4 separate regions of the Homo sapiens genome follow, and all the other regions are linked to region 4. The links are chromatin loops, found by intact Hi-C in ENCODE. Cell type or tissue: natural killer cell. All regions are shown on one strand. Links, peaks and the distances in the headings refer to the core of each region. The heading gives the core; the rest is flanking DNA.

Region 1 (2,992 bases), core at 244-2,743, 240 kb after region 4:
AGGAAGAGAGGAAGAAAGGGGAAGAAGGAAGGGAGGGAGGGAGGAAGGGAGGCAAGAAGCAGTTCTACATCTGCAAGGAAATTAATTCTGCCAAAACCTAGGAAGTTTGGAAGAAGCTCCCAAGTCTCAGATGACCCTACCCTGGCTGACATGTTGGGTTTTGTTTCGTTTGAGATGGAATCTCACTCTGTTACCCAGGTTGGAGTGCAGTGGTGCGATTTCATCTCACTGCAACCTCTGCCTCCTGGGTTTAAGCAATTCTCCTGCCTGTCTCCCAAGTAGCTGGGACTAAAGGTGCATGCCACCACACCTGGCTAACTTTTGTATTTTTAGTACAGATGAGGTTTCACCATGTTGGCCAGGCTGGTCTCAAACTCCTGACCTCAAGTGATCCACCCACCTTGGCCTTCCAAACTGTTGGGATTACAGGCGTGAGCCACCGTGCCTGGACCTGGCTGACACTTTGACTGCAGCTTTGTGAGACCCTGAGCAAAGGACCCAGGTAACCCAGGCCTGGACTCCCAACCCACAGAGACTGTGCGCTAATAAATGTGCGTTGCTTTAAATGCTAAAGTAACACACATTTGTAATTTGTTTCAGCAGCAATAAAAAACAAATGTATGTGAGCGCAACACGTCAGCTGGCAAGAGGTAGCGCTGCAAGAGGATGAACACACCACAGTCCTCGCACTATGTAGGAATCTTTATTACTGCTTTGCAGATGACAAAACAGAGAATTTAAGCATCTTAGCCAAGGTCACACAGGTGATAAGTGACTGAGCCAGGCCACAAGCCAGGCCTGTGTGACTCCAGGTGCTCCAGTGAATTAGTTCCATGGATAATCCTGCAGGTGACTAGTGGACTAAACGTCCTCCCTGCTGTCATGGCCAGGTCCTTATGATGACCTGTGGTGATTTCTGGTGACAATAGGAGCCCATGGCTGAGAGGGGCATAGTGGAGGAGGCAGTTCCCACCCACAGACTCACGGACTTGCTCCACCTCAATTCCACCTGGCCATCTGGGTGAGCAGTGTAGACATGGGTCCCCAGCTGCTGCCTCTCCCAGCCTCCTGTTTATTTCCTTTACCGCATGTTTGCCATTACTCCATTCATACATCTTGTCTTTGCCCAGCTTCCCTTTAGAATGTCAGCCCTGTGAAAGGCCACATCTGCCGTGCACTCCCAGGGCTACCACAGTGCCTGGCATACAGTTGGCACTGTATGAAATTAGCTGGACAGACTATGGAGTGCAGCAATGACTTCTTTGCCTCCCTGGATTGCAAGGGAGGCGGGGGCCGAGATCTGAGATCTCAGGCCCAGGAAACCCCATCCCTTCCCTTCCTTGAACATGGCCCCATCTCCTGGGCTCTAGAGAGCTGAGACTGGTCTTTTCGGAGGAGCTCTAGGATGCAGCCCCCACCCTTGCCAGCTCTGCTCCAAATCACCAAGTCACCCACTGGGCTAAGGGGCTTCCAGGACAAGAGGACCCCCTGCCAGGCAGCCACCTCACCTGGAGCCTCCCTGGTTCCCAGACACAGCACCTGCTCCCTCTGCTGGCGGAAGCAGACAAGTGCATGCAGATCCCTCCTTGCCGGAGACATGGGAGACACTGGGAAGGCAGGAGGGGAGGGCTCCGGGGAGCTCCCAGCCTGGACCCCCTGAGCCTAGGAAGAGTCAGGGCGGGGAGGTTAGGGAAAGTCCGTAGCCTGGCCGAGTCTGGCCCTCAAGCGTGGGGGCCTGGCCTCAGCCCTACCTACAGGGCTGGCAAAGCAGCACCATCACTTGGATTCCCTGTCTTTGCTGAACACAACCCGGATGGGAGTCCTCAGACCAGGAAGGGGGGACATTGCTTCCACCATGAGAACACACTACTCCCAGGGAGGGCAGCCTTCTCTCGGCCCAGCCTCAGGGCTACCTGGCCCCATCCCATGATAATAACAGCCAGTGCTGCATACCTGCTGCGTACACACCTCATCTAATCCTTGTAGTTGTCCTGCCCCATGGACATGATTGCTCCTACCATACAGATGAGAAAACTGAGGCACGAAGCAAAGTCAGAACCCAAACCCAGGTCAGTGTGGCTCTGAAAGTCCCTACCTTTCTCATGCCCTGTGCCTCATACATTACTTTTAATCCTACAACCAAGGAGGTCTCCTTACCGTAGCCAGTCCTGTGTGGCTTCAAAGCCAAGGCTGGATTGGGTGTGGCTGAAACTGGGTTGTATCTGGGGTGGGGAATGGCCTGGTGTGGTGGGAAAGGCCAGGCTCTGGGACCAGACAGCACTGTGGACACCCCCTGGCTGGTGGCCTTGGGCAAGATGCTTCATCCCTTTGAATCACTATATTCTCACCCATAGAAGAAACTTCATTCCTAACTTAGAAAGCTTTTGTGGGAATTAGAGATAATGTGTGTCCAGTTCCCACCACAGAGCATCTGGGCATAGAATAGCTGTTAATGTTTGTGGTGGCTTTAAAAGAGGTCCACAAATTCTGATACTCCTCCCTTCCCTTGGGTGTGAGGTGGAGGTAGTGACTTGTCTCCAATGAACACAGTAAGCAGAATTCATGGCGGGCAATTTCAGAGACCAAGTAATGAGAGGCACTGTGCTTCCCCCCGCCTGGCTTCCTTAGGTCACTTGCCCTGGGGAAGCCAGCTCCCATGTCGTGAGGACACTCAAGCTCCCCATATGGCCTCCAGCCAACAGTCACACAAGTGGACTTGGGGTCAGATCCTCCAGCCCCTCCCAAGTCTCCTGGTGGCTGCAGCCCTGGCCAATTTTTTTTTTTTTTTTTTTTTTTTTTTTTTTTTTTTTTTTTTTGCAGAGGCAGGGGAGACAGTCTCACTCTGTCACCCAGGCTGAAGTGCAGTGGTGTAATCATGGCTCACTGCAGCCTCGAACTCCCGGGCTCAAGTGATCCTCTTGCCTCAGCCTCCTGAGTAGCTAGGATCCCACACATGCCATCATGCCCAGCTAATTTTTTTGTTAATTTTTTA
Region 2 (2,992 bases), core at 295-2,794, 270 kb after region 4:
TGCTGCTCTCAGCCTCCCTGAAGGCTGACCCTTTCTGGCTTTCTCAGAGGGATTAGTTAAAATCTTTCCGTTGTAAAGCCTGCATTGTTTGGGGTTTACCAAGTTCTAGTCCCAACCCCAACCCCCAGTGCTGGGCCCTCACAATTGGGTCACAAGACTGGGCCTCAAGTCAATCCGACAAGCATTTGCTGAGCCTCTCCTGCGTGCAAGGCACAGCTTTCCTCCTCTTGGCCCCCAGCTCATACCCAGACCAGGCTGCAGCCCCCACGCCCCTGCCACCATGGTGCCCCAAAGGCCCGCCCCTCAGCCTGGTCCTGCAGGAATTGCCCAGGCCTGCAAAACTCCAGCAGTGCCAGAGAGATCTGGTCTTCCAGCCTCAGGGAAAATGCCAACACAAAGACATGACAAAAACAAGAAGCTTGAGGCCTTTTTATTGACAATTCTCCATAGACACAGAGATCCTTTTAGTTCCTCTCCAGTGTAAAGAAAGCACGGGGTACTGAACTCTCCTCTCTTAAAAGGACACAGAGGCGATACGATACCAAAGCCTGTCTGGCTCCCCAGGGCTGTGGCACCTCCACTGGCCTGGGTAAGCCCCTGGCTGCACAGCCCCAGCTAAGCTGCTTGGCTCGGCAAGAAAGCGGGCCTAGGATGGGTCCCTTGCCTCCCCAGCCTGCCTCTCTGGACCCCTGCTCCTCGAGTGTAGAAACCTCTCAGCCCCCTCATGGGTCCTGGGTCCCAGGCAGCCCATGACTCCAGGGAAGAGTCCTAGGTAGAAGACCCCCACCCCCAATTCCTCCTCATCCCATTACTTGTGCCACATGTTCCCAGGAACCATGCAATAAATAAATAAATACTTGAGAAAGGCAGGGCAGCTCCAGGGAAGGGAAGGGATGCCTGAGCCAGCTCATGGCTAAGGGAGAGATACTGAGCCCGTAAGAGTCCAGTAGTGAACATGAAACTGTTGGAAAGAAATGGAGACCCCCAGGGGGCCTTATCCCATAACTGAGACTGTCCTCCAGGGAATAGCCCTGGAATCCAGGACCCAGCCCAGCGAGATCCTACACTACCCAGGCCCCCAGGGGTCAAGGGCTTCAGGACCTCTGCTCCACTCACCTGGCCTCCCACTCCATTGGACAAGAGGCAGGGAAAGGAAACTGGAGTGCTGGGCCAGTGGAGGACTGCCCTAGACTCTGGACAGAGGGTGCAGAAGTTGTGATCCAAGTGCCCTGCAGCTGCTCCAGCGGAGCTGGGGACACTGGGGCATTGTGTGGGCTGAGAGTCTGTGAATTGAGGTGTCTTCGAGGGGAGGCCGAGGTCTGTCCAGCTATTGGGGCTTCCCCAAGCTTTCCTCCACTTAACGCTGAAGGACTCAGCCAAACCCTCCTATACACATTCTCCTCTCAGGGAATCTGGGAACTTCAACCCTGTTTCTAGAAGCACCCATGGTCTTGTTAGGCCTGGCCACACCCTCTGATGGGGAAATGATGAGATCCTGGTGCCTGGAGGGACATTCAATCAGCAGAGATGGGGTGTGGCACTCCCAAGCCCTTCTGCAGGCTCTCTGAGGCTGAGGGCCTGGCCCAGTACCCTGCAGGAGAAAAACCTCTTTTCCCAACCTCAGGTCTGGAATTCCCAGGCACAGCCACACTGACCCTGATCTTCAGACCCCAGTCAGGCCTGGCCTAGTTCGCTGCTGCCCTCTGGTGGCTACTGCCTGCCCAGCCCTAAGTCCACTCGCTCAGTCCCAGGCAGAGCAGGACAAACATGCCAGGCCCTCCAGGGGCTCTTCTCCCTCAAGGGATTGAGAGCAGCCATTGCCAGCCACTCTCATGGATGGAGAACAGCTCCAGAATCCAGCTGGAGAGAGTGAGGAAGGAAGGGGAAGCCTACCTAGCATTCAGGCCACATTTGCCCAGCACACACCACAGTGGGCCAGGGGTGGGGAGAGTGGGGGGTCTACTGCTGGTCCCAAGGACGGGTGCCTGGTTGGACCCTGGCCTCTCTTCTCACTTGCTCAAGGTCTGGTTACACGAGGCACACACAAACACAGTCTCCCTCTGGGCTTCAGGGGCTGAAAAGGAGGAAGAACTTGGTGAGACATTTCCTTGCGCCCTTTGGTTCATGGCCCCAACTACTAGAAGCACCCTCCCAAATGCCCCACACAGACCCCCCACCCAGCCCACACCCTCCCTGCCCAGCTTGCTAGCCTGCCCGCAGAGATTCTTCTTTCCATGGGAACTGGGGATCCTGGGGGTGATGATGCCAACAGCAGGCCACTCCTGTGCTATGAATTAGACATTATTGTGGCACCAACAGAACACCTTCAAAAATTTTTAAATAAAATATTAAATACAAAAATTAGCCAGGCATGGTGATGCACGCCTGTAATCCCAGCTACTCAGGAGGCTGAAGCACAAGAATTGTTTGAACCCAAGAGGCGGAGGTTGCAGTGAGCCGAGATGGCGCCACTGCACTCCAGGCTGGGCGACAGAGCGAGACTCTGTCTCAAAAAAACAGAATAAGTAAAATATCACAGTGAAATTTCCCAAAATGTTTTAACAGTGGTTACCTCTGGGTGGTAAAATTACAGGGTTATTTTTCTCTTCCTTCGTCCTCTGTATAATAATTTCCAAATTTTCTAGTTAGTAAGCATATGTTACTTGCATCGGAAGAAAAAAGAACTTGGGCTGGGGGCGGTGGCTCACGCCTGTAATCCCAGCACTTTGGGAGGCCGAGGCGGGCAGATCACCTGAGGTCAGGAGTTCAAAACCAGCCTGACCAACATGGAGAAACCCCGTCTCTACTAAAATACAAAATTAGCCGGGTGTGGTGGCGCATGCCTGTAATCCCAGCTACTCGGGAGGCTGAGGCAGGAGAATTGCTTGAACCCAGGAGGCAGAGGTTGTGGTGAGCCAAGGCCGTACCACTGCACTCCAGCCTGGGCAACAAGAGTGAAACTCCGTCTCAAAAAAAAAAAAAAAAAAACTTG
Region 3 (2,992 bases), core at 138-2,637, 110 kb after region 4:
TCCGCGCGTGAAGGTACCATGGAAAGGCTGTATCAGTAATAAACTATGTTTCCCCCGGAAAAGAAATAAACATGCAGGCGCTTCAGCCTAGATTTGTACAGTCAATTTTTTCTGCATAGTTGCCAGTTCTGTGCACTGGGCTGGCTTGGCAATTAAGTGCCTTGATCTTGCAAGGGAAGGGGGGTGCACTGGGGGGATGAAGCACTTGAAAATGACAAGGTGGAAGGGAGGCAAGGACTGGGAGAGCAGGCTAGACACAGAATAAAAGAATCTGGAGGTTGCGGCTGGGTTTGAGCATGAAGGGGGCATTGTTCACGCTGGCTGGGCTGGCACAGAACCGAGGAGCGGGAAGGAGGAGACCCAGAGGAGGCAGATGAGGAGCACAGTGGGGATGGAAGCACCAGCCAACTGTGCCGGCTGGGCTGGAAGGACGGGCAGTTCAAGGAAGAAGCAGCAGCTTTGGTGGAGGAACAGAGGGAGGCTGGGGCAGCTGGCGTGCCCAGAGGACGTGTTCGAACAGCTCTGCAGACTTCCAAAAGCCATTTGGCTGACAAGAACCTATTTGGCCCACCATGTTACTATTCTGTCTGCGCGCCTTCTCCAGCCCACCCTTTCCCTGCCCGCCAAGCCCCCCAACACTACCCTGTAGCCCCCCTTGTCACTCAGCTAATGACACATGGACGTCTGGCTGGAAAACTAGCCCGGAGTGTCCCCCACCCCCGAGCCCCAGGAATGGACCCCAAATGTAAGGGCCGCCATGCTGAGCCCGGCCTGATGGCTGAGGCTTTGGGCGCGTGGCCAGCGCTCAGCACCACTGTGGTGCCAGGGGGCCTGAGAAGCTGGGAGGAAAGCAGGCAGAAGGGGCAGGCCATGTCCAGATGTGCACTCAGGGAGCTGGGAGGTCCCTGGAGCCAAGCCACACAGCACCTGCCTGCTAGAGAGCTGTATGACCTGGGAGAACCTCCCATTTTACAAAGAACAGACGGAGATCCAGGGAGGAGAAGGGACTCGCCCAAGGTCACACAGGAGGTTGGTAGAGAGCTAGCACTTAGAGCCCCATCTCCTCCTGATGCTTAAACTGCCACAGCCCGCTGACCTTTCCGATGACCTCCAACTTAAGAACCCTACCAGCCTGCAAGACAGGAGGGGCTGTGAGGGGAGGCCCACACCCACTGGGATGACAGCCCCAGGCTGGCACCCGGACTTGAGGCAGCCCCACCCGGGTTGTTGTGGCTGAAGCAGCTGCCTGGCTGAGTGTTCAGGACAGCGGGGGAGGTCCAGCCACCCCAGGGCAGGCTAGGCAAAGGTGCTATCCAGGTACCGGCCTTCAGCACTGCGGGAGGGGGAGGGGAGGCCTCCTCTCTAGACATTATCCATTTCCGCAGCTGCAGCTGCTCCGCTGGGTCACAGTGCCATCTAGTGGCCACCATGCCAGCTCTCGGGGGACTCGAGGGCCCCGGGAGGGTGGCCAAGCGAGAGATTGGGAGAGAGACTGGGGCAGTAGGAAGACCACTCTCCCATCCCCTGGTCCCCAACTTCCCCAGCTGCTTGAGGCCTCTTGAAGCCGGGACAGTGCCGGGAGCTGCCCTGCCTGGGAATCCTGGGAACTGGGTTCTGGACATGGCCAAGGCCCTGGCGTGGAACCAGATGGAAAAAGAGGAGGGGAAGGTGAGAGGCAAGAGTCCTGCACTGCCTCCGCGGTCCAGGCCCCAGTGACCTTGGGCATGCCCCTCAGCTTTTCTGAGGACATTGAACTAGCAGGTGAGGGGACAGGGTCTGGAGCCAGGCCACAGGTGCAGGTCCAGCCTACCCTGTGCATTACAGCCTAGGCAGTAGTGGGCAAACTATTCTCCCAGCCTCAGTTTTCTCATCTTCAAAATGAGAGTGTTGTGAGAACGAAAGGAGGCGCACATGGGACATGGCTGGCACATGGCCTGGCACACGGGCAGTGCCCACCTAGTATAGCAAATACCAACACCTTCCACTCTGAGGCTCTGCCAGAGCGATGCCAGGGCCTTCTGCTGGGCACCTCCTGGGTACAGGGAGCACTGTGCAAGGTACAGGGGGATGCACAAGAGAAGCAGGCCCAGCCCCTGCCTGGGAAACATTCTCTGTGTGTCCCCCCAAACCTCCAGTCCTGGGCATGGCCAGCGGCATCTTCATCCCCATCCCCTCTGGGGTCCATCTCTCTGCTCTCCTTCCTGCCTGCCCTGCCTCCCCTAGGCCTCGCCTCCTCCCCAGGAACTCTGCATTTTGGCCTCACCCTTTGAGGCAGCATCTGTCCAGGCTGCAAGGTGGTGATTAAAGAAGCCTTAAAAGAAATTCGGAAAGAAAATGAAGGTGGATTTATGATGTCAGGTGGGGAGTTTTGCTGTTGGCTGGGAGCAGTATGGAACAAAGCGGAGGGCAGATCTGATTTATAGGAAGTCATTATTGAAGGAGACGGAGATGCCTAAAGCCCAGCTGAGGCCTTCTGGCAGATCCTCACCAGTGAGCTCAACCAGGGGCTACAGAGTGGGGGCCAAGGGGCCTCCTAGCTTCCCAGGTGGGCGCTGGCCTTTCATCGGGAGTGAAGCCAGATCTGACAGCCAGGGACCAGGCAGGGCTGGAGTGACAGGCTCCCCAGCCAGGGCCCGGGACCCCCAGGAAGTGCAGCACGGGCCTGCTAGGGGTACCCAAAGCCCAGGACACACAGAGACCTTTTCCCTGGGGTGTCAGATGCATTTGATGAGTATCGGGGGGAACATTGCGTTTCTTTTAAAACAAACACAGATATGTTATAGAATTGAAATGTAATTTTTGTGTGCATTTTTCTCAACACAAGAGATTTTAAAGAAATGTCAAGCCTGTGGCTAGCCTCTCTGGGTTATACCCCTAGGCTACACCCCCAGGCTTTGCCAGTGCAAATCCCTCCTCTGTCAAGAGGAAACAAATGATGGGGCCTGTCCTGCTGCCCCACCCCTTGCCTTAACATTCTGCAGAGACAGGGCAG
Region 4 (2,992 bases), core at 194-2,693:
GACCCGGGCCTGGGAAGCCACTGGCCTCGGCCGAGTGCCTACGCTTCCAGGCTGGGGAAGAGCCCCGCGGGCTGGCTCTTCCTCCCCTGGGAAGCCGAGTTCCCGGGCACAGCGCTGGGTGGCAGAGAGCTCCGGGAGCCAGCCCCGCGCGCGGCGTAGCTGCTAGCCGCCTTATGCTGGACGAGGTGTGGTCTTCCCTTCAGGCTGCCTGAGGCAAGCCGGCTTCAGGCATTCCAGGGGAACCCTGAGTCCTCCTCGACCCCGTGGGGGCACTTGGAGGCTTTGATGGGGCAGCCAGGCCGGGCTTGGGGGCATGCCCAGCAATGCAGCGCGCTTCTTTGCAGTACAGTAGTTGGGAGCCCTGGTTAGTCCCGCTTCTGCAGAAAGCAACTCAAGAATCCAAAGTCATCCCAGCCTGGATGGAAGCCTCCCAGAGTGGCGGGGAAATTCTCCTAGGGTTGAGAGCTGGGGGGGCTTCCTCCAGGAATGACTAATGAATATTGCTGCTGCTGCCGCCGCCGCCGCCGCCGCCGCCGCCGCCGCCGCCGCTGCTGCTGCTGGTGGGTGCACCCAGTGTGGCTTCTGCACATCCCAGGAGATGCTTCCGTTCTCCTGACAGGACACATTCTTGAGTTGCACTTGAGGTGTCTTCTGGGATGGGTGCAGGACTTTCCACGTGAAGCCAAGTGGAAAAGAAGGGAAGAGGGTCCCAGGACAGGGGACAGTTCTATAGTGTTTTCTTGAGTCAGGGGAGAACTCATGTGGGAAGAGATAAGCGATTGACGGAGATTTGGAACCCAGACGACTTGGGGCTGGAGATGTCCAAGACTGAATTAGAGCTCATTGAGAGTCACAGAGTACCTCACCCTCAGCCATGGGGGAGAGGTGGAGGCTGGAAAAGTGGGAACATGGTGGCTGTTCCAGCATGGTTCTTGAGAAAATGTTCTCTCTCTCTCTCTGACTTGGTTAAGAACATCCTTCTGGCAGTAGGTCCTAAAGTCAATTTAAGAGGTAATGAAGGGAGTTGAGGGTCTTGATGATGGCACAGAGGACCACAATTAGAACATTTCCATTTCCGGTGGGTACTAATGGACTCTGGAAAAGGTCGAAACGGTGTGTAGGGAGTCTGGGGAACCTGCTCTGTGGCTGCTCATTTGAGCCTGAATCCTCCACCTTATCCCATCCCTGAATGTAGGTGGATGTTCAAACTCCTAGGGTACCTGCTTCAGCCTGGAGATATTTTATGGGTGCTATCAATCTATATCCCAACCCCCAGCTCCATCGTTGTCTGCTGCAGTCAACATTTTTCTGCTGCATTTCCCAAGACCTTCTCTCCACTGGGGATTTGTGCAGCGAAATACCTGCTTGTTGCTCTTTCTTCCCTTCTCCATCTGGGCTGCACCTGGTGTTCTGAACCCTGGTGTTTATTCCTTGGTACCTTGATGTTTGGTTAAGACGTCCTATGGCTGCGCAGGGGTGCCCCTGTAAATCTGTGGACCAATGGCCTGTGTAATTCTAGGGAGTGCAATAGACTTCTATAGAAAGAATACCACCAACCGGGAAGGCAGTCCTACTAAACAGCTTGTGACAGCCTCTCATGCTCAAGCGCTCCCTTGCTTCCGTGCTGAGGCGGTGGAAGCCTAAAGGTGGAGCAGACTCCTTGGTGTCCAGTAGGGGGCGCCAAAGGTACCTGGCTCAGGACCACTGACTTTCTCACTTCTTGCCCTTTACTGGCTGTAGCAACTTAATGCTTTAAGGCAGCTCAGGCTACAGCCTTCAACCACCACCATCGTACTTGGAATCCTTCTACCACATGCTTCCTGGGCTTCAGGTGGTCCTGTGACCTCGGGTGCTATGGGGCAGGTGCAAGCACAACATTCCAAGGAGACAGAGCTGGTACACAGCCCCACCCTCTCTCGGGGATCATTCCTTTGTGCTTGGTGCCGCTGTGTTCTTTGAACTCTTTAAGGGTTCATGGAGTTCCAGAACATTAGAGCCAGAAGCAAGGAGCCTTGGAGAGCATCTCATCCAACCCCATTCCATCCCAACACTCACATGCACATTTAATTTACAGATGAGAAAACTGAAGCTGGATAAAGCCAAGGTCACATGGCTATTTGGTGGAAGACATGGAACTAGGCCCTAGGATTCCCACTGCTCGATTCAGAGCTGTTTCCACTCCAGCGGCCTGCTTCCTCTTCACTATAAAGATGGACATACTTTCTCTATACAGTAGGCACTCATAGTTATTGACTGACCAGGCTTTGGTAAATTAATACATCCCATACAGTTGGGGAGATTCTATTTTGAATCTGTTTTTCAGAGTGAGGAGGTGAGGAGAAAATACAGTTCTTGTCATGGACATACACAGGTCATAGAAATTCCTAATTATTCTTTCCCTGCCTCTACAATCTCGTCTCATTATTCCAAGTGGTGTTTTAAGCAAAAGCCATGCAAGTCCAGGTTTCAGTCTGTGCATTTAGGAGTCAGAAGTGCCGAGTCCCTCACTGTGGTCTTGGAACCCAGGTCTGGAGCGCCAAGGAATGTTGGCGTGGGGTCTCTCTGCTTGCAGTCACACCACTGCTGGTGAGACCTCCCAGATTCAGATTATAGATGGATTGGAGAGTTTCCAAAGAGTATTTGCCTATTTCCCCCACCCTTGCTGCTCCCAGCTCAAGGTCAGAGTGCTAGGACATTCTATTTTTGCCAAATCCTTATGTTTGGACTTCTTCGGTGACCTGCAAGATACTACCATTTCCATTGCCCTTTCTTCTGTTCCGAGAGCCTGGCTGTCGACATCTGAGCTGGGCTCTGGGAAACAGGTTTGCTGAGTGGCCTGTGGGCGGCCCCCTTTGTTCTCTTTTTTTTTTTTTTGAGACGGAGTCTCGCTCTGTCGCCCAGGCTGGAGTGCAGTGGCGCAATCTCGGCTCACTGCAAGCTCCGCCTCCCGGGTTCACGCCATTCTCCTGCCTCAGCCTCCCGAGTAGCTGGG

Evidence for each region. Hi-C counts contacts between places; a loop is a spot of excess contacts. Peaks named below come from ENCODE experiments on the same cell type or tissue, not always from the same donor. Only the 100,000 strongest peaks of a DNase experiment are listed, where the experiment ranks them.
Region 1: it touches region 4 in a loop (5-fold over the local background); 9 of 110 quality-filtered maps call a loop at or near these places.
Region 2: a loop joins it to region 4, with 9 times the contacts of the local background. A loop is called at or near these places in 9 of 110 quality-filtered maps.
Region 3: a loop joins it to region 4, with 3 times the contacts of the local background. A loop is called at or near these places in 35 of 110 quality-filtered maps.

The regions. Positions count from the first base shown.
Region 1 is chr10:97,790,724-97,793,715 of GRCh38, reverse strand. No RefSeq gene overlaps it. Among named protein-coding and RNA genes, the nearest start is that of SFRP5, 20 kb to the right of the region's middle. In natural killer cell, for the core only: CTCF peaks have their summits at 1,351 and 1,552 (motif pointing left); a DNase peak (open chromatin) is centred at 1,545.
Region 2 is chr10:97,758,318-97,761,309 of GRCh38, reverse strand. ZFYVE27 (zinc finger FYVE-type containing 27) reads right to left here. Exons shown (of 13, transcript NM_001385875.1): 13 at 415-2,074. The coding sequence ends at 2,010. Among named protein-coding and RNA genes, the nearest start is that of SFRP5, 12 kb to the left of the region's middle. RefSeq lists an enhancer at 771-1,270 and a silencer at 1,743-1,792. In natural killer cell, for the core only: CTCF peaks have their summits at 1,508 and 1,710 (motif pointing left); a DNase peak (open chromatin) is centred at 1,699.
Region 3 is chr10:97,913,355-97,916,346 of GRCh38, reverse strand. All of the region lies in intron 5 of CRTAC1 (cartilage acidic protein 1), which reads left to right. Among named protein-coding and RNA genes, the nearest start is that of MIR3085, 39 kb to the right of the region's middle. RefSeq lists an enhancer at 1,278-1,854. In natural killer cell, for the core only: CTCF peaks have their summits at 1,207 and 1,407 (motif pointing left); a DNase peak (open chromatin) is centred at 1,406.
Region 4 is chr10:98,027,049-98,030,040 of GRCh38, reverse strand. The region is part of intron 1 of CRTAC1 (cartilage acidic protein 1); the gene reads left to right. Among named protein-coding and RNA genes, the nearest start is that of CRTAC1, 2.1 kb to the left of the region's middle. In natural killer cell, for the core only: CTCF peaks have their summits at 1,486 and 1,687 (motif pointing right); a DNase peak (open chromatin) is centred at 1,660; H3K27me3 peaks cover 1,112 bases.